Linked DNA regions of Homo sapiens: all the other regions are linked to region 2. A link is a loop called in an ENCODE intact Hi-C map of the cell type or tissue named here. Cell type or tissue: dorsolateral prefrontal cortex. All regions are shown on one strand. Links, peaks and the distances in the headings refer to the core of each region. The heading gives the core; the rest is flanking DNA. Region 1 overlaps MYT1L (myelin transcription factor 1 like). Region 2 overlaps EIPR1 (EARP complex and GARP complex interacting protein 1). Region 3 overlaps LINC01250 (long intergenic non-protein coding RNA 1250). Region 4 overlaps EIPR1 (EARP complex and GARP complex interacting protein 1).

What was found. Hi-C counts contacts between places; a loop is a spot of excess contacts. Peaks named below come from ENCODE experiments on the same cell type or tissue, not always from the same donor. Only the 100,000 strongest peaks of a DNase experiment are listed, where the experiment ranks them.
Region 1: it touches region 2 in a loop (8-fold over the local background); 16 of 110 quality-filtered maps call a loop at or near these places.
Region 3: it touches region 2 in a loop (9-fold over the local background); 45 of 110 quality-filtered maps call a loop at or near these places.
Region 4: it touches region 2 in a loop (3-fold over the local background); 19 of 110 quality-filtered maps call a loop at or near these places.

Annotation. Positions count from the first base shown.
Region 1 is chr2:1,850,909-1,858,905 of GRCh38, forward strand. It overlaps MYT1L (myelin transcription factor 1 like), which reads right to left. Exons shown (of 25, transcript NM_001303052.2): 19 at 733-795. It overlaps LOC107985838 (a long non-coding RNA gene), which reads left to right. Exons shown (of 4, transcript XR_007086191.1): 4 at 690-756. Among named protein-coding and RNA genes, the nearest start is that of PXDN, 110 kb to the left of the region's middle. In dorsolateral prefrontal cortex, for the core only: CTCF peaks have their summits at 4,093, 4,295 and 5,749; DNase peaks (open chromatin) are centred at 4,063 and 4,463; H3K4me3 peaks cover 1,227 bases; H3K27ac peaks cover 2,798 bases.
Region 2 is chr2:3,298,916-3,306,912 of GRCh38, forward strand. The region is part of intron 3 of EIPR1 (EARP complex and GARP complex interacting protein 1); the gene reads right to left. Among named protein-coding and RNA genes, the nearest start is that of EIPR1, 75 kb to the right of the region's middle. RefSeq lists a silencer at 7,745-7,915. In dorsolateral prefrontal cortex, for the core only: CTCF peaks have their summits at 4,881 (motif pointing left) and 5,081; DNase peaks (open chromatin) are centred at 4,542 and 4,846; H3K4me3 peaks cover 729 bases; H3K27ac peaks cover 512 bases.
Region 3 is chr2:2,998,223-3,006,219 of GRCh38, forward strand. The region is part of intron 3 of LINC01250 (long intergenic non-protein coding RNA 1250); the gene reads right to left. Among named protein-coding and RNA genes, the nearest start is that of LINC01250, 120 kb to the right of the region's middle. In dorsolateral prefrontal cortex, for the core only: CTCF peaks have their summits at 3,542 (motif pointing right) and 3,741; no DNase peak of the experiment used is centred there.
Region 4 is chr2:3,198,188-3,206,184 of GRCh38, forward strand. All of the region lies in intron 5 of EIPR1 (EARP complex and GARP complex interacting protein 1), which reads right to left. Among named protein-coding and RNA genes, the nearest start is that of LINC01250, 76 kb to the left of the region's middle. RefSeq lists enhancers at 1-245, 409-947, 2,232-2,788. In dorsolateral prefrontal cortex, for the core only: no CTCF peak of the experiment used is centred there; no DNase peak of the experiment used is centred there; H3K27ac peaks cover 617 bases.

The sequences.
Region 1 (7,997 bases), core at 1,912-6,911, 1.4 Mb before region 2:
TACAGGAGCTCATTGCATGGCGCCTGGACCTCTTGCCCTGCCCACCCCGCTTGAATAGTCTGGTGTACCATCTTTAACAAGTGGTAAATTTTTTCTCGAATAGTACCACAATTTCTTTCCATTCTCGGCTAAATAGTGCCTGTCCTAAATTCCATGTTAATCCAGTAGTTACTGAATGTCAAGTGGTATAGAATTTTTGTTATCTCACATGATGAAATCTCTATATTATATTTTAGACAGTACCTTCTTTTTGGGAGAGACAGTGCCTAGACTTTGTAACATTAAGTGCTTCTTAATGTTACATTCTGCTTAGAATAACTGTACAGCTTTGTGGTCCAATCTTAATATTTAAGAGACCAACTCTCAGTGGCATTAGAATGTGTGTCTCTTGATGGCTTTTCTCAGGGATCTTATAGTAGATACTGTTCTTTTGCCTTTACTCTTCCAATTTAGAAAGAAGTGCAGCTGGATAGGTGGAATGTTTCTCAGTGGGGCCACTTGCACTGCATGTGAGATGTCCTGAGAGGAGCCAGTGGCCCTGGAAAAGGAAGGTTTGCTTTCTAAGAGAAGCTCCAATGAGGACGTCACTGCTTTATGGCGCTAAGAGTCTCTAGATCCTTAATTTTGCCCATGGTGTCAAACTTCGCAAGGCTTGGAGCCTGACGTGAGTGATATTCCTGCCATTTCAGTGAGAAAGAGCATTTTGGAGAGAAGAGTAGCATCTCTACATACCTCCGATGAGAAGCATAATTGCCGGTGATATGTCCAGAACCATCACAGCCAGGCGTGGGGCACCTACAATAAAAAATGCAAATTGTGTTAAAATGGAAAGAAATAAAGTTCCCTGAACAATTAACTTTTTTTTAATCCAAAAAGCAAACTAACTCTATTGCTTCACTTCCTACTTGAAAGAGGCTGAGTGGAGCCGGAAGCTCCCTCATGGAGCTGGAAGTCACCATGACCACACACACACCTTCCAGAGCACCGGGAGCTTCGTGGCTGCTCCGCTCCCCACAGTCTCTGGAGCAGATGCCGCACTTTTGGTCCCTAGGCTGCTCATTCTAGAACCTGTATTCCCTCCTAACAGCCCGCCTTTCCTCCCCTCATTCTTAAAGCTCAGCAGAGCCAGCAACCACAGGGCTTGTTACTGCACCAGCCCACGTGGGAAGCAAGGCTCACACATGAACAGACATGCCCTGGGGTCTGAGAGAATGGTTTTAGTCTGAACTCAGACCCCAGCACTGCAAAGGCACCCCTTCCACAGACTGGCCAGGGCTGCGGCCAGCCTGGGTGGTCCCAGGGAGCAGTGAGGGTATCGACCCGCATCTGGACCATGGGAATGCAGGCCGACTGTCTTTCCGATGACCACTGTGCACTCAGGCAGGTTTGATAGACCTTAAAATAGTTGTTACTCTTGAGCGACATGAAGAACATAAATCAGTTCAGATCCACCAGGTCAGTCAGTGGAGAGGCTCTGAACAGTTCATGGGGACATACACTCATCTGCTGAAGCCTACCGAGGCAACCCCATCCCGTTTCTTAATTAAGGTCTTGCTATTTCTCTAATCAGAGACTTTTTTTAAGAAAAAGAGCTTTATAATTATATTGCCCTCCATATAACTTCTTAACTATGCTGTCTCAAGAATAATGAGATCAACTTCTTAACTATGCTGTCTCAAGAATAATGAGATCACACCGCAAACACATTTTCACTTTGAGCTATTTCAGTTGCATTTGCGCCCACCATGAATGTAAAAATTAAGAAAAAATTCCCTTTATTTCCATTACATTTGTAATTCTCCAAAAATGACAAGGAGAAAGCAACTTAGTGAGCAATATTACACCTAGTAGGAAGCATCAAAGCATACTCCATGCCCCTTCCCACCTCAGTGAGTACCCGAATTCTTGTCAAGATCAAGAATCACAATTTAAAAATATTTTAATACATGTCTACTGCTCCTAGAGATTTCAATTTGCTTTCCACTCAGAAAGTCACTATGGATAGGGTACTGGGGGCTGAGACCAGGACGGCAAAGTGCTTGCTTACAGGTGGGCTTTCTCAAGATCAGAGGAGAATGGCAGGGATTAGAGTGGGAACACATGACATTGGCCGAATTTTAAGTGTATGAATGTCACATTTTGATACTTGGATGTGTAAATGGTTTTCAGTACTCTCCTTTAGTCCTAAGAAAGGGAACAGAACTCTAGATCTCAGGGTATAGAAGTGGATGTTTTCCACATCATATTAGAGGAAAAGTCTAATTTATGACCTGCTCCCGGGGAGAATGAGAGGGTCACTGAGTGAAGAAGCAGTAAAGGGTTCTTCTGTGTGCTCCCATCACTGCTCTTCAGCCTAAGGGGAACTGGGGATTTTAAAAGAGGAGTTTGGGGCAGAACAGTGATGAGGTATTTCAAACAGCGTCTGCATATCATGAGCAACAACTCCAAATCCAATTGTTAGACCTGATTTTTGTTCAAGTAACAGCTGTTCACATATACTTAAAGTTTGATCGTAAGACTATTCAGTCAGTTGCTAAGTAATTATTGTCTAAAAAATAAATGACTGAACTTAACTAGCTGGTTTTTCAAATGACACCTTATGTGGGTAAACTCCAAACCCATATGCTTACATAGGAAGACATTTGAAAGCAACAAAAATCATTCTATCCAAGAGAAGCTAATCGTGGTGCATGTATCTGTATTAAAAATGTATCAAGAAACAAATTTTTCCTACCAGCCACCAATACATACTTGGTATTACTTTTTGCTTAAGAAAAGAAAAAGATTCTTAAACTTTCTAATTCAAGTACATAGTGCATGTTTATTTAAAATTTATTCATTTTAATATGGCTAAACATTTTTGAGATGTTCTTTTTTGTTGGGGCAGAAGGAAGTTGACTCTTCTGCTCAAATTTAAAGTGAGATATTATAGCCAAATAATTCAGTGAAAATCATATTTTTACTACCTATAAAAGTTTTTGTGGTAGTTTTTATGTGTTTAAATGTCATTTATGAAAGTATAATCCATTGTTTGATAAGAAAATAGGTGTTTTAACCAGCACCTGTGGCAACTTAATGTCCTGTCAAATACTTTTATTGCTTGGTTTATGTGTCCTTCTTGTTATAGGAGAATATGCCTTTTTAAAAAGCTTATTAATAGCACTTTCCCAATTTATATCTTAAAAATCCAAAGAACACTGGATTAATAAAATTTGGGAGGGTAGAATAAAATAATTGATGACTCTTGCTGCATTTCTCGGGTGGGATGGGGCTGTTGGAGAACCTGAACTACTTTGAAAACATTAGGTCTCAGTATAAATACAACTCACAACTGCTAACTTGGAGGGTGGCGGGGGAACACTGTGAGTTTTGTTTTGTTTATTGATTAGTCTTTAAAGTAGGGCTTTTTTTGAGATTACTGGGCCATCATTAAATGTGATTATGTAAAGAGATTAATGATACATATGGAGGGCTCTACCCAAGTCCGCTAAATAAGCACTACTCAGGTGCAGACTGCAAGCTCAAATGTATCTGTGTTATGAGATTAACGGAAAATAGCAAGTGTGCTGCTGAAGTCTACACCAATGGGGTTAGATGAGTGCTATGCCCTTAATTTTAAAATCAAATTAGGTTTCAGTAAAAAAAGTTTTTAAAATGTCCTTTTTCATCATGAAAACAAACAAAACTATATTGATTTAGCTCATTTTTAGAGCTTTCACTGTACTGAGGAAGAAAAAAATCATTGGAAGGAGGCTTTTCTCTCTTAAAAGGATTGTTCTCATTTCCAGGATTTCGAGTTGGGCGGGTGGGGCGTTCATCCCAGGCGTGCCACTTGCTAGCCGCGTGAATGAATGTGGGGAAGCTGTTTGGCCCGAGAAGGCTCACAGTCCTCCTGGGCCTGACGTCGTCTCCTTCTCTTGAGACGCCTCTCCACCCGCCTGCATAGGTTCCTGTGAACGCCACAGTTCAGGCTGCCCTCAACGTCCTCACTAGCGCCCAGAGCAGAGACATGCTGGAAACACTGGCTGTGTCTCCCTGAGATAACCAGCCCCCGGTTTTCGGGGGTGGTAATTCAGCTTTTCCGTCTTTAGGTGGTGCTTCTAGACCACATAAGGCAGCCCAGAATGGCTTTTCAAGGGTTCCTCCTTCCAACCGCTCTTGGTATCCATTTTTATGTTACTGTTCAAGAATTTAAGGCTCTTTAAAAACTCATAGATTTACATACAAATTTCCTAGCTTTAAGAAATCTCAACATTAAAAAAATACAATGTTCTGAAGTCGATGGATGGGGAAGTGACTGTTCATCTAACAAAAGGGATCTTCGCCTCTCAAACGGAGTCAGCTCCAGGATCCTCGACCACGGGCGTGGCGTGAAATCGATTTACAAACACGCGATTTGTATCTGCCCATCTAGGAGCATTGCCTTTTCCACGAAGGAAGCCCAGGTGGGACAATCAGCATCCCCCGTGGATAGAATCAGATGGCAGCCTGTGCTGCACAGCTTGGGTTTGGAAATGGCAGAAGAGATTGACTGGGTTTCCATGGAAACGGCCTCTCAGCTCCCTTTCAGGGAGGCTGCGGCTCTCAGCGCTGCAGCACTCAGGCTGCTGGGGAGCAGAGTGGGGTTGGAAAGAGCACCACTCACCTAGCGCCCCGCCTGCTTTCCTGACAGTTACCACGAACAATAACAGCAAGGCTATTTTAAGTTCCTGTAGATGGTTAAGGTGTAAACTTGCATTAAATAAAACGCTTGGTTATATATACATATGTATATATTTTCTTTTCTATTCCAAAGATACTATTGCTAAAAACAACTGGAGAAAGAAGATGATGAACAAATAATCTTGAAACCCACACGAGCTGCCCCACGGATATTTTCAAGACAAAAATAGTCCTGATCTTGCTTCATCTCTGGTCATGGGTTTGCCTGAGATTAAGAATTTAAGAGAAATAAAAAATAAAAAAAAAGGAAGAAGAATTGAAGAAAAAATAACTTTTGGTTGTACATATTAAGAGAAAATAACTTTTGGTTGTACATATTACTATCTGGTTGAAAAAATGTGTCTTGTATAGACATTTACGAGTGGTGATGGAAAAATCATAATAAAATATTTTAAGCAGTATTTACATTACAGCCAACGTGCAGAATTCAGGCGAATTCTAAAAAAACAAAACAAAACAAAACAAAACCACCCAAGCAACAACAAGAAAACAAAAAGTAAAAGACAGGGACGCTCAGAAGCATTTGGAACTCTGACTTTAAGGCAAGAGCCCTTGTCAGGTAGAAACATCTGTTCCTGTTGCTTTTGCAGATCTGAGGCATCTGAGGAACCCTTGGACTTGACCCCTTGTCCCCTTTGTGCTCCTGGCCTTGTCTTTACTATTCACCACCAAAGAAACAATCTCTGTGAGCCTGTGTAAGAAGCGGCATTGACCACACGTCCATGGAGGTCATAAGATGTGTCGGCTAACATAAAAGAAGAGCTCGAAATCTAGGCATTAGAATACATCATCATAAAAAAATCATATTGTTTTCCATTGGTGCACATCACGCAGCTGGGACGCTCACCAACTGGCTTTTCAGATGCCCTCTGATGTGTCCTTCCCAGGACATAAACCCATTGCTGTGCGGATTCCCTCCCATTTACAAAACCATAACCTGAAGCAGGGTGGTGTACATGAAACAGCTGTGTCTACCGACTGAGGCTGTATTGTAGCCAGTTATTCATACGAATGTCTTGAAAGTGCTCCCTCTAGGGTCTATCATCCCATCCTCTCTCTTTCAAAAGGAAATAGTATGGAAATTAAATAAATGCTTGCAGTTCTACTAAGCAAGGCATTGAAAGCACGACATGCTCTTCAGGATAGGGCTGCCTCTAGTTAAATGGATGCTCACAGTACAGCACATTTTACTGCCTAAACCCACTTTACATCAATGCTGTTAGAAAACAAGGCAGAGACTCCTGGAGACAGAGGCCAGGAAAGAGCCCACAGCACAGACATTCATTGTCCAGGGGTCAGGACAAGCTGCCACATGCTTTTGTTAGACACACGTGTTGAACACCCAGAGTCAGTGAGGACAACCTCCCACCATCACCTGCAGAGCAAGTGCACGCGGAGGCTCAGAGGCCACAGGCCTGGGAGGCAGGGCCTGGGAGTCCTCCCAGCCTGACTCAGTGTTTCACAGGAGCATGAACACGAGGCAAGACCCAGCCAGTCATCAGGGCCTGGGAGTCCTCCCAGCGTGACTCAGCATCTTACAGGAGCATGACTGCGGGCCAAGACCCAGTGGGTCCACCATCATCTATCTCCAAATCAGTCTAAAGGGAGAACTACCTGGAAGAGACGCACAATCTCTCATCTTGATTGAGTTAACTACTTATTTATTTTTTTTAAAAGTCTTCTAAATGAAGGCTAAAAGGACTCCCAGAATGTTTCAGCTCTGTCTGGATTAATGATCTCTGAGGCTGCCCTCATCTAATTGAGTCATTCCTCAAAGGCTCCCCGGATTTTGAGCTCAGCAGCTAAAATGTACAGAACAACATTGAATATTTGGAGTAATAATGCAAATGTCAGATGGAGAGACTTTGAGTTCTTCTAAGAATTTCTCAGAAAGCCCCTTTCATGTGTCTTTTTTCATTCCTTTGTTTCATGGTAGCTCTATCATGGAGACTTAAGTAGTAAAACACAAAATATGAAAAAATAGATTTTTTTCTTTATCCCCCGAATTAAAACAAAATAACAAAAATGTATAATCAGGCCTTACCTATAGGAGAAAAACATATTTGTAAATCAGAATGATTCTGGCCACGTGAATAAGCCTTTGCCCCACTTACATGGAAATTTCAATTTTAAAACTTGTTTTTCACCTAAACAGATCTGGTTCTAAAAATATGTATTGCTCCGAAGCACCAGAGACATGGTAAAAAAAATTTTTTAAAATACATATTACTATTTTTTTTTTTTTAATTTGAGACAGAGTCTCACTCTGTTGCCCAGGCTGGAGTACAGTGGTGCAATCTCGGCTCACTGCAACCTCCTCCTCCCAGGTTCAAGTGATTCTCCTGTCTCAGCCTTCCCAGCAGCTGGGATTACGGGCATGCACCACCATACCCAGCTAATCTTTTGTATTTTTGTAGAGACAGGGGTTTCGCCATGTGGGCCAGGCTGGTCTCAAACTCCTGACCTCAAGTAATCTGCCCGCCTTGGCCTCCCAAAGTGCTGGGATTATGGGCGTAAGCCACCACACACAGCCTAAATATATTTTTTAATTTTGATTCTTGTTGTCATATAAATGGGAAACAATAAAGAAATGTAGAGAAAGGCAAAATAAAGACATTTCAAATAGGAGAAAAAGGCTCGATACCCATTTTTAGTCTGCACTGCTGCAACTTTCTTTCCAAACAGAAAGAGACCAGGCTACTTAGGAGTAAGCAGTTCAGAGCTGATCCTCTGCATCCGACTGCTCCACATCCTCAGATTCAACCAATGAAAGATCAAAAATATTCAGAGAAAAATGATAAAAAACAATAAAAATAATACAAATTTTAAAAATACGCTATAACAACTCCATCAATAGCCTTTACTTTGTATTAAGAATTGTATGTAATCCAGAGAAAGTTAAAATGCATGAGAGGATGTGTGCAGCTGGTAGCAGGGACAGGAGCCCCCTTGGATTTGGTATCCTCAGGGGTCCTGGAACCAACCCCCCAGGGATGCTGGGAAACAACTATCCTGTATCACTTCTGGCCAATTTCTTAAAGAGATTTCCTAAAATTCACGGAAAGGCAATTCTTGTAAATCACTCTGCAGTTTGTAAGACATTCAGTGATTTTGTCTTCTTTTGGAATTCCATGTGAAGTATGCGTATTTTGCACTTTCTCCCACGCTAATACAGCAGTGCAAGATCCCGCATGGGGCGTTGATATTTTCCAAGCCACCTTTTGCTACCTTCTCCCGGGTGGAGTCTCTGCTGCCTCCCCCATAGGCACCTCAGC
Region 2 (7,997 bases), core at 1,986-6,985:
GACTCGGTGTTAACTTCTCCCTTACCTACCCCGCTCCTGCTCACTGCGCTCAGATCTTTGCCCTGGGATCAGAAAGAGAAGGTCCAGTCCTCTCCCGCTTAACAGCCCCACAGATACAGGAAAGCCCCACCATAGCACTATTAATGAGGCCAAAAAGCCTCAAACATTTAAAATGGGGGTTCTCATTTTTCAAAAGTAATGAGATGACCAGGGTGAGTTCTGGACTTCAGGAAGCCAAGATTCATCACAAGTCCTAGCTGTTGCTGAGAATGTCGCTGTGTCTGTCTCTCCACAGGGCCTCCCGCGTGAGCCTCCATGGACTGCCCCCTGTCCTGGAGTGCTCCGCCCTGGGTCAGCTCATTGTCCTGGCCCCCCGTCCTGCCGTGCTCGGCCCTGGGTCAGCTCACTGTCCTGGCCCCTTGTCCTGCAGTGCTCGGCCCTGGGTCAGCTCATTGTCCCAGCGACTCTGCTTGGGGCTCTGCTGATGGCATTCTGAGAGCTGGATGCCACATGGATGTGATCTGACTGGGCGCGGCCTTGTTACGAATATCTCCTTCTCTTAGGAAAAGAGAGTCCTTGGATTAGATTGGCTTTTTGTTTTAATGGGCAAATCATACTATTGACTTTGACACTATAGCCTGCTGAAATTCCCATTTGTATGTTTTAAATTTCAGAAAGGAAAATATTTTCTCTCTCTCTCTCTCTCTCTCACACACACACACACACACACACACACACACACACTTTGAGTTATGGCCATACGTGTAAGCTATGTAAGCTCTTCTTAGGTTTTGCCAAATCACGGAAGACAGACAACCTGGCAGTTTACATGCAATCTTATACGTCCCTAAGATGTCATTCACCAAGCTGCATTCCCTCTCTTGACAGTCTGTAGAAAGCTTGGTTCTCTAGGCAGTGAGTGAAAAGGATCTCGTTCCCAGTCTCGGCACCACCACTCACAGTCGAGTGATCCTGGGCCAGTCACTCAAGTGCTCAGAGCCCAGACTCAGCAAATTTATGACGCAAGAGTCACACTATTTGGTCTCCAAGGTGCCTCTTGACAGGGACCCTAAGATTCCCCAGTGAGGTATGCAGCCTGGCCTGGCAAAGCGCAAACTCCAGTGCAGACAGCTGTGGCTGGATCACTAAATCAATAGTTTGAACCATATGAAACTGCCATTCTTATAGGTCAAAAAGGGTCAAATTTCAGCAATTTCATATAATTCAACCCTGTGAAATCCCAAACAAGACTTTTAACCTCCCAGTTTTCACAATTGCAAAATGAATGTCCTATATTATGGAAAACTAGTTTTAAGATGTCAAAACTCCAAAATTCTATTTGGTCCATTAAAACGACAGTTTCCCCTGTAACACATGTACTCTCCTTTGTACCTAGACAGTGATTACATATGAATGGCTGGCTTCTGGTCTTTCCAGCACAGGTCTATCTAAATGCCTTTACACAGGCCCGCCCCCTCTCCTTCTCGTCAGTGCCTCAGCTTCAGGATGCAAGCACCCCTCCTCTGCTCTTACAGTGCCTTCATCATTGCTCCCTAAAAAGCCTGGACTGGGCTCCCAGCAGTCTCGCCTCAATGCCACCTGCATGTCCACGGCCACATCCTTGCCTCACAGCCTCTCCAATGTGTCCGTTTCTCAAGGCTGTACTTCAGGGTCAAATGGGCTTTCGCGCTAATACCCTATCAAACAGCCTTCTTGCCAATACCATTTCCATGAAAAAAAAAAAGAATCAACCAAAAACAAAAACAAGAAGGTACACACAATGCACTTATTTCTGGATGATGCTGGGAAGTCCCGATGTCCCAATCATACAAATACCTAATGGTCCAAAAGCGTTTGTAAACCAGCTGTCGCCCAGGCATGTTTTCTACAAGAGAGTATATATGTCATGGGTTATAAACAGCGAGTGAGCGAGTGAACCTGTGAACTCCGGACAGTGCCAATTCCAACAGCACAGGCTTCTGTGTGTTCTTCATTAGGAGAAATCTTGTTTTTCAGGGTACAGTTCTCAAAATAGTCAAAAATCTCAGAGGCCAGCCTGATGAATGAAAAAGATGATTCATAGGGCTAAATTATCAGGAGCCAAAAAGTATCCTACAAAAACACAGCAGAGAGATTTTCTCAGATGGCACTGAAGCTGACTTTTAGAGCATTTCTGAAAGAAAAGTTCCAAAAATGTTTTGGGAAATGACAGTTTCTTTGGACAAGCAGAGGTCAGCATCACGGGCACGCAAGTTCCTCTGTGTCTGCATGAGATTCCGCAATGAGCCTTGCTTTTCAGATGCAGCTTCCGGGATGAGTGACTCAGTTCCAAGTGAGATGCAGTAGACGGCAACAAACACACATCTTCTTTCTGACCCCTTCACAACAACAAGCATGGAGGCAGGTCCCGGGGACTCCAAGGAGAACTGGCCTTCACTCCCTGTGCCTGCCAGGGGACAGCCATCTGAACACTGAGGAGTCTCCCAGGCCAGGTCACTAAGTTAGAGAATGCTCCAAGGAGAACTGGCCTTCACTCCCTGTGCCTGCCAGGGGACAGCCATCTGAACACTGAGGAGTCTCCCAGGCCAGGTCACTAAGTCAGACAATGCTCTTTCTTCTTCCAAGTGGGCCAGGCTCATTATTGAGTAATTAGTTCTTACTCAGGTACCCACAATGGTGGCCAAACATACCTGAACTGTGTTAAAAACAAAACCAAACGAGAAAAGTGTTTCTGGTCTTATAATATTTGTTTGACACCTCAAACCTCTTATTTTCATTTCAGAGACTGATTAAATACAGTCTCAAGGTGATAAAATAACACAGTAGGATAAAAATAAAGTGACAAGTGGCAAGGGATGGTTAGTCATCTTTGATACCTGTGGATACTCAAACCCACCATTTAAAATGTCTTAGGTGTTAGATGTGGTAGGTGTTTCTATCAGGAACACGTGGGAATAAAAACAAATTTAGAACTCACATCTGGGCTTCTCACTTCTAAAACAAGGGTCAGGAGGCCAGAAGGCGGAGCAGCGCATCAGTTAGGATTTGACAGGACCACCATGAGGGCTCTGAAGGCGGAGAGACTGCCAGATGCGATAAAGCAGAAGCTCACAGGACTCTTTTACAGGGCTCCTGAGGCCACGCCAGCAGTGGGAAAATCTCCAGAGTGGAACTGAATTCAAGAAACCTGTGTATAGAATACTCCCTCAGCGACTTGGGGTTCCAGATCCAGCCACCTGAAAACTTTCCGGCATACAGCAAAAAGAAAACCCCTGATTTCCTAAACTCAATCAGCTTTGAGTTTAACGAGGGTGCCTCTGGGCCAATGTCTAATGAATCACAGGATCAGAGTCACCGCCTGATATTCTGTGGTTCTGGTGAAGCCTGGGCAGCACAGCAAGACCCTGTCTCTACAAAAAATTTAAATGTTAACAATTAATTAAAATTTAAATTTAAATAAAACGTGTGGTGAGTGGCAAACTGCGGTTTCAAGCAATTAGAAGACAATCCCTCTTCTGAAATCCAGGTCCTTGGCTTTCTCATGCTGTCTCATCCTCCCAGCACCACACTCTCCTTTCTTTGCCTCCCAGTTCTTTTCTGTTGGCTGCTTCTCCTTCTGCTGCTGGGCTTTAGCAAGCTGATCCTGAGTGCAGTTGGTGGATGGCGACAGGCCGGATGAAGACAGCGATGGCAGTGACGTGACGTCGCGGAACCAGAGGTTGTGCCCCATTGCAGTGGCCATTGCCAGAAGCCCAGGCCCGCTGCGGATCCACAGCCCTCCCTGCATCCTGGAACCCCCGCCACCTTGTCACTGTCACTCTGGGTGAACTGCTTGCTTTGTGTCTGTCTTCCCATCAGACGACAGGCTCCCAAAGGCCAGGCCAGCCGTGTCTGCATGGCTGAGCTCGGGGCGCTCCAGCAGGGCGTCTGGCATGCAGCAGAGAGGGATCAATACTGAGAACAGAACAGAGGAAAAGGGCAGAAGCTCCAGGGCCAAGGTCAGCAGGAGGGAGGGCCTGGGCAGCCACAGCAGGGACACGAAATCTGACTCCGTTTTTTTCATCTGTAAAACTGAAATTGTGACTCAAGAGTTGTGGAGATTAAATATGAAGACCGCTGAAAAGTGACAGTGGCGCTGGCTCACAGCTGCACTCAGTTGTGGTGACAGCCAGTGCCCTTGTGTCCACCTATGTAACCATCCCCAGCCTGGGGACTTACACAGCCCAACGTCACGTGTATTTGCTGCACTTTTAGTTGCAATTCACAAAAGCTGGCTCCGGCTGATTAAGCAGAAAAGGAGATCAACGTGAGGGGCTGGGTGGAAGGGGAGGGGTGCCAGGCAGCTCACTCTCACCAGCCATGCCGAGGGCCAGGCTAAGGGGAGCCTCTGGGGGCCAAGCTCGGAGCCTCACCAGGGCCATGGCCCAGCAGGGGAGTCTCTGCGGCCCCCATCCAGCACAAAGGAAGCCACCCCACAGCTCTGCTGCTGCCTTAGGCTGCTGCGTGCCAGGGACCGACCACCACCTGGAAGTCACCGGCACTGCTGCCACCTCGACCGCCACTCACAGCAGCAGTGGCAGCCCCCACTGTCCCCTCACGCTGCCACGTCTGAATCAGTCTCACCCAAATGCTCAGGCCAGCAGAGTCGGGTCACAGCGAAACTGGAAAATAGATTTCTTATTTTCATATTGGGAAATGCGACTAATAACCTAGGAAATTTCCCCAAGCACAGGAAGACTACTCCAAAGATAAGGAGCAGCCACAAACCCGCCAGACGCCGGCAACCTGACTTCTGAGTGTTTCCCGGCACCGTGAACACAATAGACGACACGTGATACGGTGCGGCCTCTGCGCCCGGGAAGCTTCGCCCTCTGCTGGCAGACGGCGGGATCCATCGGGTGCTGGGAGGACCGGGAATCACAGCAGGCTGACCAGCCATAACAGACAGAGTATAACCCCAAAGAGTCAATCGCTGTCAAAGGAAGACTGTTAAAAATCTTATACAGTCATATAATTTGGGTTGAATAATGAAGATTCTCATAAAACCCTATCACTCAAATCTCCGATTTACAGTACTTGTTGCATGGTTTGAAAAGATTTCCTGTTACAAAATCCCCACTGTGTGATTTGCTGACTCTGATGTAGGAAGACAGACACGGTCACCAAGTTCACACAGAAAGGATCCATCTGAAGGGCTGGAAACGCCCAGGCACGCGGACAGGCAGCGGTGAAGCCACAGAGATGATCTTCCCAAGACCCCACGGAGCGCCACGCAAGGCTGCAGAGATCCAGGGAACAGCGTGCTGTGCGCGGGGAGGTGGTCTGGCGAGATCGGAGTTGAGATGGCCAGGGCTGAGGAACAAAGTGTCCAGGGTTCCCAGCGTTTCTCAGAATCACCCAGGCAACCTCATCAGAAGACATGGTTCTGCTCCACATCCAGCAACCAAGACTATGTGATCCTGACACCTGCAGTTCAGCCCTCCACTCCCGTCCTGTTCAACCCTCCACTCCCGTCCAATTCAGCCCTTCAGTCCCGTCCAATTCAGCCCTCCACTCCCGTCCAGTTCAGCCCTCCAGTCCCATCAGTTCAGCCCTCCACTCCCGTCCAGTTCAACCCTCCAATCCCATCCAGTTCAACCTTCCACTCCCGTCCTGTTCAGCCCTCCAATCCCGTCCAGTTCAACCTTCCACTCCCGTCCAATTCAGCCCTCCACTCCCGTCCAGTTCAGCCCTCCAGTCCCGTCCAGTTCAGCCCTCCACTCCCGTCCTGTTCAACCCTCCACTCCCGTCCAATTCAGCCCTTCAGTCCCGTCCAATTCAGCCCTCCACTCCTGTCCAGTTCAGCCCTCCAGTCCCGTCCAGTTCAGCCATCCAGTCCCGTCCAATTCAGCCCTCCACTCCCGTCCAGTTCAGCCCTCCAGTCCCGTCCAGTTCAGCCCTCCACTGCCATCCAGTTCAGCCCTCCATTCCCGTCCAGTTCAACCCTCCAATCCCGTCCAGTTCAACCCTCCAGTCCCGTCCAGTTCAGCCCTCCAATCCCGTCCAGTTCAACTCTCCACTCCCGTCCAGTTCAACCCTCCACTCCCGTCCAGTTCAACCCTCCACTCCTGTCCAGTTCAACCCTCCACTCCCGTCCAGTTCAACCCTCCACTCCCGTCCAGTTCAACCCTCCACTCCCAACCAGTTCAGCCCTCCACTCCCGTCCAGTTCAGCCCTCCAGTCCCATCAGTTCAGCCCTCCACTCCCGTCCAGTTCAACCCTCCAATCCCATCCAGTTCAACCTTCCACTCCCGTCCTGTTCAGCCCTCCAATCCCGTCCAGTTCAACCTTCCACTCCCGTACAGTTCAGCCCTCCACTCCCGTCCAGTTCAGCCCTCCAGTCCCGTCCAGTTCAACCCTCCACTCCCGTCCAGTTCAGCCCTCCACTTCCATCCCGTTCAGCCCTCCAGTCCCATCAGTTCAGCCCTCCACTCCCGTCCAGTTCAACCCTCCAATCCCATCTAGTTCAACCTTCCACTCCCGTCCTGTTCAGCCCTCCAATCCCGTCCAGTTCAACCCTCCACTCCCGTCAGTTCAGCCCTCCACTCCTGTCCAGTTCAACCCTCCACTCCCATCCAGTTCAACCCTCCACTGCCGTCCAGTTCAGCCCTCCACTCCTGTCCTGTGCCCCCATTGAGTAACGGACTGGGGCCACCTTCACAGACCTGACAACCCTGGGGAGGAGCAGGTGCAGGAGACGGGGAAAGACAGACAAAGGGGGACCTGCCCGCCCTCCAGAAAGGCCCTCACCATTGACGACACCGCCACAATCTCTCCCACAGCCAGGCTGAAAGTGATCTGACAGTTTCAACTCACCCCTTTCATTTATGTCTATATCCAGACAGTCTTCTAAGTGTCTGTCATATCCATTTCTGATAAATTCTCACCTCCTCCCAGGCGGTTCATAGGCTCTGTTCTCCTTTCTTTCCTATTTATTCTGTATTTTCCTACAAGATGACTCCTTGTTACATATTACCATCATCACGCCAATTCTATGACCTGAAAATTTCAAATCGCTGCTTCCCCCCTTTCTACTGAGTTCCGAGGCAGTCACTTGGGTCTGAGCCCACTACAATGTAAAGCCACGCCTTTTACAAACAATACTGTGCTGAACTTATTGACAGACACAAAAACGAAACTGGGGTGAGCTGCATGGGCACCCAGCGCAGACGCATTCAGCCTGAGGGACAGAGGCCCGAAGTCATCATTTCGTCATGCTAGCGGTGGCCTGGGTCCCGCCCCGCCCCTTCCCTTGGCTCCTCTGAACAGCGCTGTACACACCTTTCCCACATTCTGGGTTTCTATGGATATTTGGTTGGATTTGTTCTCTTTTCCCCCCTTCTGTTTCCCAGGTTAGTGTTTTATGCAGAATTCATTATCTAAGATTCTTTAACTTATTCCCTGGTCACTCGTTTTTGGTGATATCATATATTACTTTTTGTCATAAGAAGTTTGGTTTTCTTTATGAAATTACGGTTGGGCCATAAACAACACACAGTTTAGGGGCACCAAACCCCAACACAACTGAAAAATCTGTGTGTAACTTTTGGCTCCCCAAAAACTTAACTACTAATAGCCCACTGTTGCCCAGAAGCTGTACTAACATAAATAGTAGATTAACATATTTTGTATGACAAATGTATTACAGACTATATTGTTATAATTAAGTAGCTAGAGAAAAGAAAACATTTTTAGGAAGATCATAAGGAAGAGAAAATATATTGACTATTCATTAAGTGGAAGTGGGATCATCATAAAGCTCTTCATCCTGTCGTCTTCACACTGAGCAGACTGAGGAGGAGGAAGAGGAGGTGTTGGTCTTGCTGCCTCAGGGGCAGCAGAGGCAGAAGAAAATCCATGCGTAAGTGGACCCCCCCAGTCCAAACCCATGTTGTTCAAAGTCAACTGTACTGTATAGTTATAGAGTCAAAAAAGAGAACTCCTTTTCCTATATTTGC
Region 3 (7,997 bases), core at 1,415-6,414, 300 kb before region 2:
ACTGGACCTTAATCCATCCATTCTCCAGACCTTGGTTCCACCACGACTGACCCTCCAGAGCCTCTGTGTGACCCCATATAAGTCACAGCCGAGGAAAGCCAAGGCTTTCCCACTGCCACCTCTAAGTGAGCTCTCACCATAGTTACCAACCAGTCCTTTCCCTTATTTTCAAATGAATCTCACTTCCTTTCATAAGATTTGATCCTAGATTCAACTTTCTCGGGCGCCACTTGCCTTTCTAATATTCAGAATTAACATAATTAAATATATAACCTATTCCCCAAACTGCCTCCTATTTTATCCAACATCACCCCATGGGTGGCTCGACTCCGATACTAAGTAACAGTGGATCCTTCCCAGGCTGTGGCTATTTTATGCCCTGAAAATTCTGTCTCAGCCTCACAGTGCTCAGAAGATATTGTTCACAATTTGGTAAAATAATAATAATAATAATAAAGCAAACAACCTGGAGATAATAATAATAATAATAAAGCAAACAAACTGGAGATAATAATAATAATAAAGCAAACAACCTGGAGATGGTGATGAGCAGGGACTCGGAGTCCTTTGTGGGGATGCACAGCCTGATGAAAGCCACAGCAAGCAATTAATGGCAGCCAAGGTCTTTGGAAATTTTTTATAGCTCTAGTACCCTTGAGTGACTGCATTGGAAAATTGGTCATTCTGTGGGGATTAATGAACAATTTTCTATCAGAGTGCAAGGTGCATTCTTGAAGAAAAGAATGACAAAAAGAATTCAATTCCCAGTGGATTCCATTTCACAATCCATTTCATTCTGCATATTGAGAAGGAAATTTGGGAATATCATCATCTGCCAAGAAGAACACTCTCATTTATTTTCTCCCCAAATAAGAAAAACCAACCAATGACCCACGAACAGCTGGGTGTCCAGGCTCCAAGTGACCAATCACAGCAGCCCCAGCGACACAATGTAAAACATCCCGTGCAGGGCTGCGGGCCACTGGCCTCATTCAGGTTTGTTAGACAAATAAGCGCCCGCAATAAGGCAATTAGGCTTCGTTTAAGTCAGTCACAACTGATTAATTCGGATTGTCGCTGAGCAGGTATTCCCTTAAAAAGCATGAAGATTCAGAAAGAAGTGTCAGTTTTGAGAAATCTAATTATGGGCATGAATGGTATGTCACACTAGAAAACCAAAATGAAGTTTTCATGATATAAAATTGTTCACTGCAAAGAAAATCTGTAATTGTATTTACAATTAAAATACTATTACCTAAAACAATTATCTTAAAAGTATTCTCCACTCCTTCCAATGCTCATTTATTTCCCAGAGATAAAATATAATACAGTAAAATTAATATTTTAATTAATAGTTTAGCATTTTATAATAATATTTTATTAAATAGAAACTTGTTTTGAATCTCAAATGGATGAAATGTAGGCCTTCAGTACGCAATGGAAGAAAATTCAAAATTTTTGCTAAGAATTAATTTTCTTCTTGAATGGTAATTTTTTTCTTTTATACAGGCATTTATTCTAAGACATGACTATAAAATAGGAAAAAAAACAAGCATTAAGAGTGGAATTCGGCAGAGCACAGTGGCTCACACCTGTAATCCCAGCACTTTGGGAGGCCAAGGCAGGTGGATCATGAGGTCAGGAGATTGAGACCATCCTGGCTAACACGGTGAAACCCTGTCTCTACTAAAAAAATACAAAAAAATTAGCTGGGTGTGGTGGCAGGGGCCTGTAGTCCCAGCTACTCAGGAGGCTGAGGCAGGAGAATGGTGTGAACCCGGGAGGCAGAGCTTGCAGTGAGCCCAGATCGCGCCACTGCATTCCAGCCTGGGTGACAGAGCGAGACCCTGCCTCGAAAAAAAAAAAAAAGAATGGAATTCAACCCAAGAAAAATGGACACAATCTATGAATAGACAATTCAGGACAGAGGAAATGCAACTGATAGATATGTTCCCATGAAAAGACACCCGACTGCTCGAGGAATCCGAAAAGAAAGAGGCATGCTTATCATCAGATGAACCCATGTCTTTAAAATCTTTACTCATTCCAGGACTGACACGGGTGCAGGCAAATGAACACAACCAGATGTGCTGATCAGAGGACGGCCTTGGAGACTGACCTGGCAACACCCATTCATCTCAACATTGCACACAGCGTTTGACCTGCCCATTCACCTAGTGACATTTTTTCTTTTTTTTTCCTTTTTCTTTTTTTTTAACAGAGTCTCGCTCTTTCATCCAGGCTGGAATACAGAAGTGGTGCGATCTCAGCTCACTGCAACCTCCACTGCCTGGGTTCAAGCGATTCTCCTGCCTCAGCCTCCTGAGTAGCTGGGATTACAGGCACCTGCCACCACACCTGGCTAGTGAGATCTTTTTCAAAGCCCCAACATGTGTATGCAGACAGACACGTACACATCTATGTATAGATATGTGTGGATGTCTGTGTATGCACAGTGTGTGTGTATATATATCTATATGGAGAGATCAAATGTGAAATTGTTCATGAGAAAAAAATAAAAATAAAATGCTAAAAACAATCTGAATGCTGAATAAATTATATGACATCTATATATATTAAGTTGTATATTTCAGGCTGTAAAAATTCAAACAGCACAAAAGAGCTTAAGAATAGAAATGTTTTAAGAGCACCAAAGATCTCCCAGAAGTACGCCAGCATCTCTGCCCTCAAACTTCAGTGGTCAAAGGTGACACTGCCAGTTCCTAAACCAGCCACCGTCGGAGAGGGAGTACCCGTATAAAAAAAGCCATCTCTCAATCCACAGTTTGGAGGATCAAGCTGTTATGTTTATGAGCCATGGCTTTGTCTGCACATAACATTGCTATTAGCACAAACGTATTGCCATGTCCTTAAACGGGAATTTGATACCATTTTTTTGTCAGGAGAGTTTTTTCCTTCAAAGAACACAAGGTTCTTTATGAAAGCCCAACCTGATTTGGGGACTGACGTCATGAGAGCCATCCCTAGTTTGAAAGAAGAGAGCGACAGCAATGCTAGGGGATGGTGCAACTTTCAGTCAAACTGAGTTTTTGTTACTATTGATGTTTTTGAAACAAACAAACAAATCTCTGTGAAGTAACTGAAGAATAAATGGTCTAAATCAGAGAAGAACCAAAGACGCTGTACATTCACCTACCTGCTGATGTAAATGTGTAAATTTCCTCTGGAGTTTGGACTCAACAGAGTCTGGAGTATTAGAACAGCCCCTCTGCTCCAGCCGAGAACTTTGGGAGATGCAGGAGGAAGAAAAAGCAGTGGGGCAAAAACCCACTTAGAAAAACAAAAGGCTAAGTATATTTGGAGAATAAACTGTCAGAAATTTGTGACCAACATTTTGCCTGAATATGGTCTCAGATTTTTTAATTCAGATTTTTCTACATATTAATAACATAATTAATAACTCAAGTCATCATTTTAGACTAAGAAAACAGTTTTTCCTGCCTCGAAACCTTCTAAGTGAACATGACTTCCCACAGAACCAGAAGGACGCTGTGAGCTTCCTCCACTCTTCTCCCTGCCAGTAGGTGGTGAGGTTTTCTTAGCTACTGACCACGTTCTGCCCCATCTCCCTGCCCAGACATACTGGGTTCGCTCTCAGTTCCGCATGCTTTTGCATCAAATTAAATTAACCGGTTGGATGCTGACAGGCCACAAATCAATAGTAGACGGAAATCCTTTAAGATTCATGGGCGAGTTCTCTCTCGGGAGGGCAGTCTTGAGGATGCACAAGCTTGCCTGCCAGGATACATGGAGATGGGTTTGTTCTGGTTTTCGATTCCCCCCTGCTCACTGCGTGACCTCTTCAGATGTTAGCCATGCTCACTAATTCAGGCTCAAAAGACAATGGAGGGAGGGCGTGTGAACAATGTGATTTACCAACAGGGATGATGGAGAAAGGAAGAGACTGTGATCAATGCGAGCTTTACTCTGATCCAGTATCCAAACATGAACACACAAACTAGAGTGACAACTGTACGGGCAAACTCTCTCAGGTCACCCGGCAGTTCTCCCTACACCCTCCAAAATTTCACAACAGGATAGAGGAGCCCAAATATGAATTAAAATGTCCTTGCCTCAGACAAGTAGGCAAATAAAAGCCACTGTCCACCATATCCTGTGAAGGTTCACAGGCATTTATTGTGTGCCTGTGGGAACAGATACTATTTAACCAACCACATTAACGAATTCCTGCCTATGGGAGCCACACAAAGTGAGGAATGCCTGTATTCTGTCTTTCTTGTTTACTTCCATCTAATTTATAGTTCGATCTTGTGTATGTTCGTGTGTTTCTAATACCACTTAGCCTGCATTTTCTCTTTTTATTTAAATCAACATTTTTATTTTTATTTTTGGAAAAACTAATTTTTAAGCCATCTCTAGTGATGTGTTATTTTCTATTGTATTCCTCTTGCTTTTATATTTGTTATGTTCTCCTTTGTGCTTTATTTGAAATTAATTCGATTGTTTATTTTCTTTAATTGAAGTCTATTAATAATTTTTTGAATATTTGTACTTAAAACTAAGAACTTTCCTTTGCTATTTAGATGCCTAGTGCATTTGTTATTGTTCAATACAAAGAATTTCACTTTTTATTCAATTGTATTTTTAAAAATAAATTATTTTGAATTATTTTCACAATAAAAATTCTATTTGTTTATAATAGATATAAATTTAAATTAATATAATATAAATACTAGATATATGTCAATATATATCGATATCTACAATAGATATAAACCATGTTCCATGGAAAAACAATGACTAAATAAAAGCATAGTGAAGAATATTTTTAAAAATACTTGAATGTCACCACTTTTAAATGACCATCTTCTATGTTGCTAATTATCCATCACATACCACCTTCCCATGTTCTTATGCACATGCACTCATGTACACGTGTGCACACACAAGCAAATGGAATCATATCATGACCATTATGATTTTTAATAATTATAAGCTTGATTTTCAAATGTGTGATTTGGGGGACAAAATGGTATTTCACCTTTTATCTCTAATTGTATTGTGCCATTGTCAGCAATGATGATCTTTATTATATAAATTTCTTGAATTTATTGAGAATTCCTTTGTGGCCCACTTATGAATAGTTTTTTAAATCTTCTATTTATTAATGAATATATGCATTATTTGTTATTTGCACATGTGTGTATACAATCAAGATTAGTTGTATTATTTAATAATCTACAGCTCTACTTTTTGTCACCCTCTTCTATCAGTGAGCCTTAGTAATCACTCCCACTCTGATTACTGATTTTTCAACTTCTACTTGTAATTGTGTTGAATTATGTCATACAGTTTGCAAGATTGCAAAGTTAGGTTCACACAAGGTTGTAATTGCAGTGTGTTACTGACAGATTATTGCTCTTATCATCTATTATATGCATAACTTTTCCTAAAAATATACTTTATTCCATAACATAGCTACATTAATTTTGTTTCAGATGATATTTTTCTGTATGCATTTTCCTAAGATTTTATCCTCAACCTTTAAGTGTAACTGTGCTTTAAGCATGCCTTACAAATTGCATATGGCAGGATTTTTTCAATATCAAGTCTCTTGTCTCTTAAGAAGTGAATTTTATCTGTTTTCACTTACCATGATTACTGATAAATTTCTACCACCTTATTCTGTGTTCTCCATGTATTATCTTTAATTTTTCTACTGTACTTCTTTTTTCTGCCTTCTATTAGGTAAGTCATCGTCTTTTCAATCCCTATTTTTCCTCCACTTCCCTAAAAGTATTATATTCCTTTCTATTATTTTAGTGATTACTTTTATTTTTTCCAACTTCCATATTTTTTGTATTTGCTAACAAAATATAAAGTTAGTCGATTTTCATACACTGTCGCCAAACAAAAACTTACGAATCCATAATTTTCCTACAAAACCCCTCTCCCAAATTTCACATTACTGTTGTCTAATGTGTATTTTCAATCCGTCTTGCTTTAAAATTATGAAAAAATACCTATAACACTTTCACAGCAATATGATTTTACTCATGTTTATCCAATAGGAAGAAGGGGAGGCAACATGAATGTCAGTAAAGGATTGATACAGGGCAAGCTTGAGGACCGCACCCAAGAGCATGGACTCAAGTTGCCTGAATCTACGCTCAGATTAGCCACAGTTCCGAGTGGACTTTTAAAGGAAAAGGGGAACAGAGAGTGGGCTGATGCAAAGTTGTTGGTCAGGAATCTTACTGGCTTACAGGAACAGTACTAAGTAGTGATTGGCTACACATTGTTAGTCGACAGGATATGGGTTATAACGTCCAGCACAGCATTATTAGGTTAATTCATAGCAACCTGTAGCAAAAGCAGGCCGCTTTGAGAGACGGGTGCACAGCTCAAGGGAAGGAGAAGTGGGGACTGGTTGCTGTCTCCTTTTAATGTCTCTCTGGGGCTGGTAATGAAAAAGACTTGCATTCCTCACATAAAACTTTTCTTTTCTCACCTATTTAATTGTCATTTCTTCTTTCTGCCACTTCTTCCCCTCTAGGTGTGCTTTTCTTCTTACTGGAGCTATCCTTTAGTTGTTCTTTTTTATGAGCAAGCACATTTAGTGTGTCTGAAAATGCTTTTCATATTGCCCTCAACTTTGAATGAAAGTCAGCGTGGTACAGCATTGCAAGCCTGTTCTTAACCCACTGAAGACACTCCATTGTCTTCCACCTTCAGCTGTCCTGTGGTTGGTAATGGGAAAGTCGCTTTAATTGTTGTTCTTTCTTCGTAGGTTATCTGGGATTCGCTCTCTCTCTCTCTCTGTCTCTCAGCTTTCATGATTCTGTTTGTCCTTAATATTGTTACTGTAGCATTCTTTTTTTTTTTTTTTTTTTTAGACGGAGTCTCGCTCTGTCACCCAGGCTGGAGTGCAGTGGCGCAATCTCAGCTCACTGCAAGTTCTGCCTCCCAGGTTCATGCCATTCTCCTGCCTCAGCCTCCCAAGTAGCTGGGACTATAGGCGCCCGCCACCACGCCCGGCTAATTTTTTTGTATTTTTAGTAGAGACGGGGTTTCACCATGTTAGCCAGGATGCTCTCGATCTTCTGACCTCGTGATCCGCCCACCTCGGCCTCCTAAAGTGCTGGGATTACAGGCATGAGCCACCGCGCCTGGCCTACTGTAGCATTCTTAGCTACATTTGTCTTTATTCATTTATTCATTCTGCTTAGGATTCAAAATGCTTTCTCAGTGTGAGGATGTGTGAAACTTATCCACTGTTGCCTCTTTAATTTTTCTGTGGTTCTGCCCCAATATTCGTATTAGTCCTAGAACAAACTGCCAACTCACCCGCACAGTTGGCTTCCCTCCAAATTAAGGATGTGGTGAAATTCTGATTATTTTATTTAGTCCTCTTTCCTTGCTCTACTTCAGGGTGGGAGGGGGCAGGCACAGTGGGAGCCATCAAGAGCTGTGCCAGACTCTGCTCCTTTACTGAGCCTCCCAGCTTCAAATGTATGAGGAAGGCTGAATGTCTGGTAGCTGCCAGTGAATGTGTTTGCTGTTTTCTACTTGTATTTTCCGTGGTATTGTGACAATCATTCAAGATTTAGCTTCTCTCCATCACCTTCAACTTGAATTCTCCCGTGTTACTTTTATAGTTCAAAGAAAAAGTATATATGTCCTGCCTCCAACTCCTGCTAAGTTCCTTGAGGGAGAGATGCCATAACCATTATCTTTGAGTGTTCCCCTACTGACCCTAGTAGAGGACCCTAAGCAGGTCGGAAACTTGGAGAATGTGATTACCCAACTGGTGGCATTCCTAGGACTAGACACACCTGGATTCCTACCTGGGTCAGCGACGGCCAAGGTGGAGGACAAAGGCGGGCACCTGGCTCATGTGCATGTGAACGTGTGGAGTGCAAACCTGCCAAGAAAGAAAATGACAGGCTCCTTGCCCCACTCACTTCACGGCCATTCTCTTGAGAACCCTAAATGGCAGGTCAGTTCTGGTCATA
Region 4 (7,997 bases), core at 1,222-6,221, 100 kb before region 2:
GGGCTTTCTGGAAAGAGCGCACTGGCTGCAGATGCTCCTGGTGTCTCCCAGCAAGAGGCCTCCCAATTTCAGAGGTGGCCACTGGGAGGCGTGAGCTACAAGACCTGGTGTCCCCCCAGTCCTATGCAAATGGGCTGTGCGAGAGACTGAGAACTCAAAACAGTCCTGGTCAGAAGCCGAGAAAGGCGGTCATCAGTGAGAGACGCAGACACTGCGCTCAGTCAGGGAGAAGAGGCCTCGGGCCCAGGAAGAGCCACATCTTCACCTCCCACTCCGAAAGCCTGCTCTGATGCTTAGGAAACATTTTTGGAAACTGAAAGCCACCATCCTTGCAGAGCCTTGTTATCGGGGGAACCCACCCCCGATAATTCAACGTAGGTTCTTTTCTATTTTCCCTGTGTCGGTCGGTCTGAGAAATAAAGGGAAAGAGTACAAAAGAGAGAAATTTTAAAGCTGGGTGTCTGGGGGAGACATCACATGTCAGCAGGTTCCATGATGCCCCGTGAGCCGTAAAACCAGCAAGTTTTTATTAGCAATTTTCAAAGGGGAGGGAGTGTACGAATAGGGTGTGGGTCACAGAGATCACATGCTCCAAGGGCAACAGAAGATCACAAGGCAGAAGGTCAGGGTGAGATCACAAGGTCAGGGCGAAACTACAACCACTAATGAACTTCCATGTCCCACTGTGCTTGCATTGTCATTGATAAACATCTTAACAGGGTTCAAGAGCAGAGAACCCATCTGACTAGAATTCGCCAGGCTGGAATTTCCTAATCCTAGCAAGCCTGGGGGCACTGCAGGAGGCCAGGGTGTGTTTCATCCCTCATCTGCAACTGCATATGGCAGACACCCCCAGAGTGGCCATTTTAGAGGGCCCCCCCCCCGCCCCGGGAATGCATTCTTTTCCCGGGCTGTTAATTATTAATATTCCTTACTGGGGAAAGAATTCAGCGATATTTATCTTATCCGTTTTGGTAATAAGAGAAATATGGCTCTGTTCCACCCGGCTCCCAGGCAGCCAGACTTTACGATTGTCCCTTGTTCCCTGAAAATTGCTGTTATCCTGTTCTTAAGGTGCCCAGATTTCATATTGTTCAAACACACATGCTTTACGAACAATGTGTGCAGTTAATGCAATCATCACAGGGTCCTGAGGCAACATACATCCTCAGCTTACGAAGATGACGGGATTAAGAGATTAAAGTAAAGACAGGCATAGGAAATTATAAGAGCATTGATTGGGGAAGTGATAAATGTCCATGAAATCTTCACAATTTATGTTCTTCTGTCACGGCTTCAGCAGGTCCCTCTGTTCGCAGTCCCTGACTTCCTGCAACACCTTGTGGTGGTGAGAAGAGGTCAAGAGAAGGTGGGGACACAAGAGACCCACTGGGGGGACAGGGTACCCATGACTCCATATCTGGGCAGAAGCGAGGAGGTTGTGTCTGCATCTGAGCAGCTATGGGGGGCGTGTCCACATCTGGACAGAGGTAACAGGGCTGTGTCCACATCTGGGCAGAGGTGACATGGGTGTGTCTGCATCTGGGCACGCATGGGGAGGGGTGTGTCCACATCTGGGCAGAGGTGACAGGGGTGTGTCTGCATCTGGGCACGCATGGGGGGGTGTCCACATCTGGGCAGAGGTGACGGGGTGTGTCTGCATCTGGGCAGAGGTGACATGGGTGTGTCTGCATCTGGGCAGGCATGGGGGGTGTGTCTGCATCTGGGCACACATGGGGGGGTGTCCACATCTGGGCACGCATTGGGGGGTGTGTCCACATCTAGGTAGAGGTGACGGGTGTGTCTGCATCTGGGCATGCATGGGGAGAGTATGTGTCCACATCTGGGTACAGACAAGGGGGTTAGGGCTGAGGTGGCACCTGGGGCCTCACTAAGAGCTGGGAGAAGAATAGCCATGGTGATAGTCAGAGGAGCTCTCTAGGAATCGCTTGGACAGGGGCACCAGCAGGCTGGGTGTTGCCGAGGAGTGGACCTGTCCGCTCCCTCCCAGCCCCAAGCGGATGGCTGCCGATGGGCTCCTTCTTTTGTTTATGGAGAGCCTCCTGTGTGCCCCCGGCCCAGCTCCCCTGTGCCCAGGTCCCTGCCCAGCCTGGCCCACCACTTTCATCCCCACAACCAAGTGACTTTCAGGAAGTCAAAGGATGTCTCCTTAGGAAAAGCGCGGGGCTTTTGTTTTACGATATCCCTGGTAAACTATCCGCTCTACTGTCGTATGTGCCAAGGGTGACTTACTGATCCTCTCTCCACAGTAAGCTGAAGGGCTATTTCTGCTCCGTGCAGGAAATGTTAATTGCATTCCTGCTGTGTGGGGACAGTTGGCAGGCATGCATCCCACACACGGACCAAGCAGGAAAACGCCAGGAGCACACAGAGGAGGAGGTGGGAGCAGCCGCCACGTGTGGGGCCTCGGGAAGCCTGTCCAGAACTGAAAGGTGGACACAGGGGCGGGGCAGGGAGGGGGGCAGGGGCAGACACCAGAACGCACAAGCACGTGTGAGCACGGCAGGATTAAGCTTGAGTCATGAACACCAGGCCAAGGCATCCGCGGTGAGTCTGGTAGGCTCACCAAGGCAGCCGACACAGCACCAGGCAGAACAGTGGGGGCAGGGCTGGAACCAAGCACTGAACTTGGTGAGGACAGCCAGGGTCCAGGCCAGCTGTCAGCAGGACAGAGTGACCGAACCAGAAAGGCTGGGCAGGTCTGGGCTATGGGCAGGGAGGTGGCAGGGCCTGGGCACTCCGCATGGTGACGGCAGCATGTGCAGCAGCTCGGACGCTGGACTCAAACTAGCGCTAGCAAAGGGAAATTGAACCTGAGGAGCCTGGGGTGTCTCGGGACCAAGAGGTAGGAACCACATTGGGCTTTGGGGCTGCCGAGCCCCAGGCACGTGCTCCCACCCTGAGCTGGGCCCCTCTCTCCACACCTGCTCCGTTTCTCTTTCTCTCACTCCGGCCTGGCTCCCGTATGTGCACAGGGCAGGAGGCAAAAGCGCCGGGAACACCAGGGCCTGACATCCCCCTGATCAGGCACCCAAAGATGAGCCAACCCTTAGACCTCACCCCAAATTCCTGGAGAAGGAGGTAGACTGGCACAGCCGGGCCAGGCACTCGCCAGGAACAATCAACCATGGCGGAGGGGGGATGTTAACAAAAGAGGGGAGTGCTCTGCGCATAAAATCAGAGGCGCCTCCCACCTTCCTATTTCACTCCATCAGATTTTACAGCATCTCTTCCTTCTCATTACGTTTGCGGCAAGGGTGCAGCTTTTCCAGCTGGTGCGGGAGGCGGGCTCCCAGATACACTCAGCATGGACCCAGACACAGAGCGGGGGCACAGGCACTGCAGGGAGGGAGAGCGTGGCTCCCACAGCAAGCTCCAAGGAACCATATAGTGTGCAGGGTGACACACAGGAGCCAAGGAGAGGGTCCCCCTTGCAAAGCTACCGAGGAAGAAAACAGAGCTGGAAAATTCACGACCCTAAACGCTAAGCCACAAGAAAACCTTTAGTAAAAGCCAGTTGGGGAGTAGGTCAAAATAAACATTGCCAACAGCAATGATGGAATACAGTTTCCTAAAGAGAAGAATTGGTAGCAACATTACGTCAAAAACTAGCAATGATTCGAGTGTACACATTATTTCAGAAACACAGGGTGAGCTAATTTTTGGCTTTAACTTTGGCAACTTACAGTTAGTTAGGTTCAATGTCTTTTTATTTTATTTTATTTTTTATTATTTATTTATTTTTTGAGACGGAGTCTCACTCTGCCACCCAGGCTGGAGTGCAGTGGCGCGATCTCGGCTCACTGCAAGCTCCAATTCCCGGGGTTCACGCCATTCTCCTGCCTCAGCCTCCCGAGTAGCTGGGACTACAGGCGCCCGCCACCACGCCCGGCTAATTTTTTGTATTTTTAGTAGAGACGGGGTTTCACCATGTTAGCCAGGATGGTCTCGATCTTCTGACCTTGTGATCCGTCCGCCTCGGCCTCCCAAAGTGCTGGGATTACAGGCGTGAGCCACCGCACCCGGCCTAGGTTCAATGTCTTAACTTCCACATGGACAATATGAATGAAGAAATACCTTTGTAGTATTCCCTTTAGGTAAACAGAAAAAAGTCAAGTGAAATTTTTTACAGGTACTATTTCAGCTTTCTGAAGACCTACTTATCAGGTTAATGATTATCCATTGATGACAATGAATACAGTAAAAAAGACCAACTAGCAGATATAATGAAAAGGCTGGATATTGTTTCTAACTAATCGATACTGTGTTCCAGTTAACTTTCTACTAACTATATTGGTTCATTATGAAACTCTTTAGAAGACAGAAACACAAGGTCACACCTTTAGAAGGTAATGCAAATTCGGCAGAGTGGCCTGGACAAGTTCTTGATGACTCGTGTGTGCGAAACACCACAGGGCCATTCCAGAAGGGGAAGGCCCGAAATCTTGAGCCGAGCAATGCAAGCTGAGCCCCCAACAGAGCTATTCTGCCATCCCAAGCTCTTGCACTTCAACTTCTAACTCCGTAAGTGCTCCTTGCAGAAGTTCAGTCAGCAAAATGGAGCACCGCTTGCGTCCAAAACCCACGGGATAAAACACATCCTAACCTTCAGCTTAAGGACTCGTCTAGATTTTTGAAAGAGTAAGTTAATTAATTAAGCCATCAACCAACTACCAATTAGCCTTGCAGCTGATCAACAAGTATTTATTGAGCAAGCTCCTCAGCCGTGCCGAGTGCCATGACAGCAGATGTGGTTTTTGTTCTCACACTCGGTGTCTGGCTGCCGAGGTAAATGTGTGCAATGAAAAGAAATCACTCAACAAATACAACTCGTTATCAGTTACTCAATGCCAGGCCCTGTGCGGAGCATTTATGCTCATTTCCTAGTGAAATTATCACAAGTCACATGATGTAGATGTGAATATCACCATTTGACAGATGAGAAAACTGAGGCTTGGAACAAGTAAATACTTGTACAATGTTTTAAAAGCTAACAAGTGACAGAGCCAGGGTGAATGATAATAACGTACGTTGAGAGGGATTTCAAATAAAGTAGAACTCATCCAGGTTAGAGTAACTAGGGAAAGCTTTCATGAGGCTTAGGAACTGCGATGGGCGTTACAGACTGAACAGAACCTACATCAGTGAAACACAGGAGTGAGCCATTCCTGGCAAAAACAAAAGCCTCACCAAGGCAGAGAGATAGGTAACGTAAATAAACCTGATTGAAGGGGAACCACGTGCCGGTAGTCAGCGACAAAACAGACCAGGCCAGGAGGCCGGGACAGCACAGCACTGAGTCGGACAGGAGAGCCCGCAGTCGGGGCGCCTCCTCCAGCTGGAGGGTAGATAAAAAAAGCAGAGCTGGCAGAGGTGAAGCTGTGACATGAGGAGGCTGAAAACCAGGGAAGCCGGAGGCAGAAGAGGCCCATGGTCGGCAGCGTCTGGGATGGCCCTCGGACTTGGTGGCCTATGGAGTCCCTGCCCCAGAGCGGCTGGCCTCTGACCAGCACCGCAGGGCGGGGTCCCTCAGCGGATTAGATGAGAAGAGATCTGGGCTTCATCTTGCTGGCTGGGATGAGGCAAGCTCCACACTGTGGGGCCACACGGCCAGGAGCTGAGGGCGGCCTCTGGCCAACAGCTGGAGGAATCCAGGCCCTCAGTCCAGCAGCCCAGAAGGAGCCACATCCGACCAGCAGCAAGCCCAGCCCCACTGACCCTGAGACCACAGCCTCATGCGAGGGAGGCTTCAAGCAGAGGACCTAGCTGAGGTGTGCTTGGATTCCAGGTTATCCACACAAAAGCTGAGGTCACACACGTGGGCCGTGCTGAGCACTTTGAGGTCATCTGTTCCAGCAACAGACAGACTAACACGAGGCACTGACCAGAGGTGAAAGGGAGATGCCCCCAGATAAGGGGAGACCCTGATGGATCTCAGCAGCTCAGAGGCGGGCTGTGGCCCCCCTTACTGCACAGCTGGGAAAACTAGAACCCAGGGAGAGTGGGTGAGCTGCCTGTGGCCACAGCCAGCTGGAGGCAGAAACAGGATCTGTCACCTGACTCCACTCCATTGGTCATGCTAACGCCTGTACTCCCAGGCCCTGAAAACTTCACACTCACAGGTGCAGAGAAGCCTGGAAGGTAAATTTTAATAAAAGCCTGAAAGATATTTCACCATCAATTTCTGAGGGTCTACTCAGGGCAGACGGTGCAGTGTAAGTTGTAAGGTTAATCAATCACAATTTTTGGTTTCCTGGGGACATGGAGACAGCACTCAGCAAGAACTCCACAGGGTGCAATGCATGCAGTAATCTGTTTTTCGACATTAAAGAAGAATATTCAGTGCTTCCTGGTCCAAAAGGAATGATTAAAGGCGCCCACAAAACTTTCAAGGGAGATGTTACTAATGCCAGAATGTGAACAAAAGAATACACCTCCTAACGAGCAAAATGACGTGCCTGGCATCGTCTTTAGCAGTTCATGTGGAGCATATCTAAGAAGAGTCTCAGCGGAAGATTTTGAGAGACAAAAAGCTGTATTTCCTGCCATCAAGAGCCACAGAGCTGACAAGGGTGGCTTGATTTGGAGGACAGGAAAACTACAGAGAACACAGCACTGCGCTCACAGCAGACCCTACTACATGCAGGCGCACTCCCAGCAGACCCTACTACGTGTAGGCCGTGCTCACAGCAGACCCTACTACATGTAGGACTGTGCTCCCAGCAGACCCTACTACTTGCAGGCCGCACTCACAGCAGACCCTACTACATGCACGCTGACCAATACCAAGGAAAATGGAGGACCAGCAGAGGGAAGCACGCACCACCCTCTCACCTTGGACAGAGAACAGCAGGGTGAAGAAACAGCAAGGCTGTGGTGTCTAGGGCGCAGGACGTATGAAGCACCTGGTGCAGGCGTGTCCCAGGTTGTGCACCCTGGGCTGCACGGCAAGCGGGAGGGGCTGGCTTACAAAACGGCCATGACCATCCCACCCTGAGCCCGTTCCCATCCCATCCTCAGGGACTGACACTGCTCTGAGCTGAGCAGGAGGAAACTGTTCTCGCCAATGACTAGTTTAGACATGACTTGCCATTATGTCTGACAACTGGACAGAGGCACCTCTAACAAAGGCCTTCCTTACAAACAGAGATGCAGAGAAATCTGCTTTCTCTGCACTGGAACCGTGGGAGTCTGCATGTGATGGCTGGAACTGCTGCAGCTGCCTTGCAGTCATGAAGGCAGAAAGCAGTCACATGTGGATATGGCAGAGTGGAAAGATGCAAAGCAGCTGAGGCCTTCATGCTGTGGAGACACTGAATCACTTTATTTCCAAGCTTCTTGTTATAGCAGATAATAAAGATTCCTCATTGTTTAAGTCATTCCCTGTGTCCTGCAGCCAAATACAACCTAACTGTGGCACCTCTAGTGCCCATTTGAGAATGCCGATGACACCTATGGAAACTTCCCTTCCCTATCTCTGGTTGGGAATTCCAGTCCCAGCTTTGAACGTGAATGCCCCGAGCTTGAACCCCAGCTCTGCTTCCGAGTAAGCCATCATTGGCAGGTTACTTAGTCTCTTTGAGGCTTGGCTCCAGCTCCTATAACTCACGCACGTGACAATATTAAAGGACCCACGCTGCAGGGTTATAAGGATTAAAGGAGATAATACAGGTCAAATGTCCAGACAGTGCCTAGCACGTGGCAGGCATCTTAAACATGTTTTTCTTCATCTTTACTATGACTCAAAAAACAGCACCTTGGAACACTCAGAAGAGCTCTGAGTGGTCTTTATGTGGGGCGAACACTGATGCTGCCTTCTGGAGCACTATGGTCTGATGGAGGCGATGGAAATGAAATCTGCTGGAGTCCCTGAGGCCCAGTGCCACCTTCAGGATGCAGAAGAAAAAGAAAAGGAAGAGGATCTTGGGAGGGCTGGGCTCTCCTGGTGGCACACTTGGGCTCTCCTGGCGGGACAC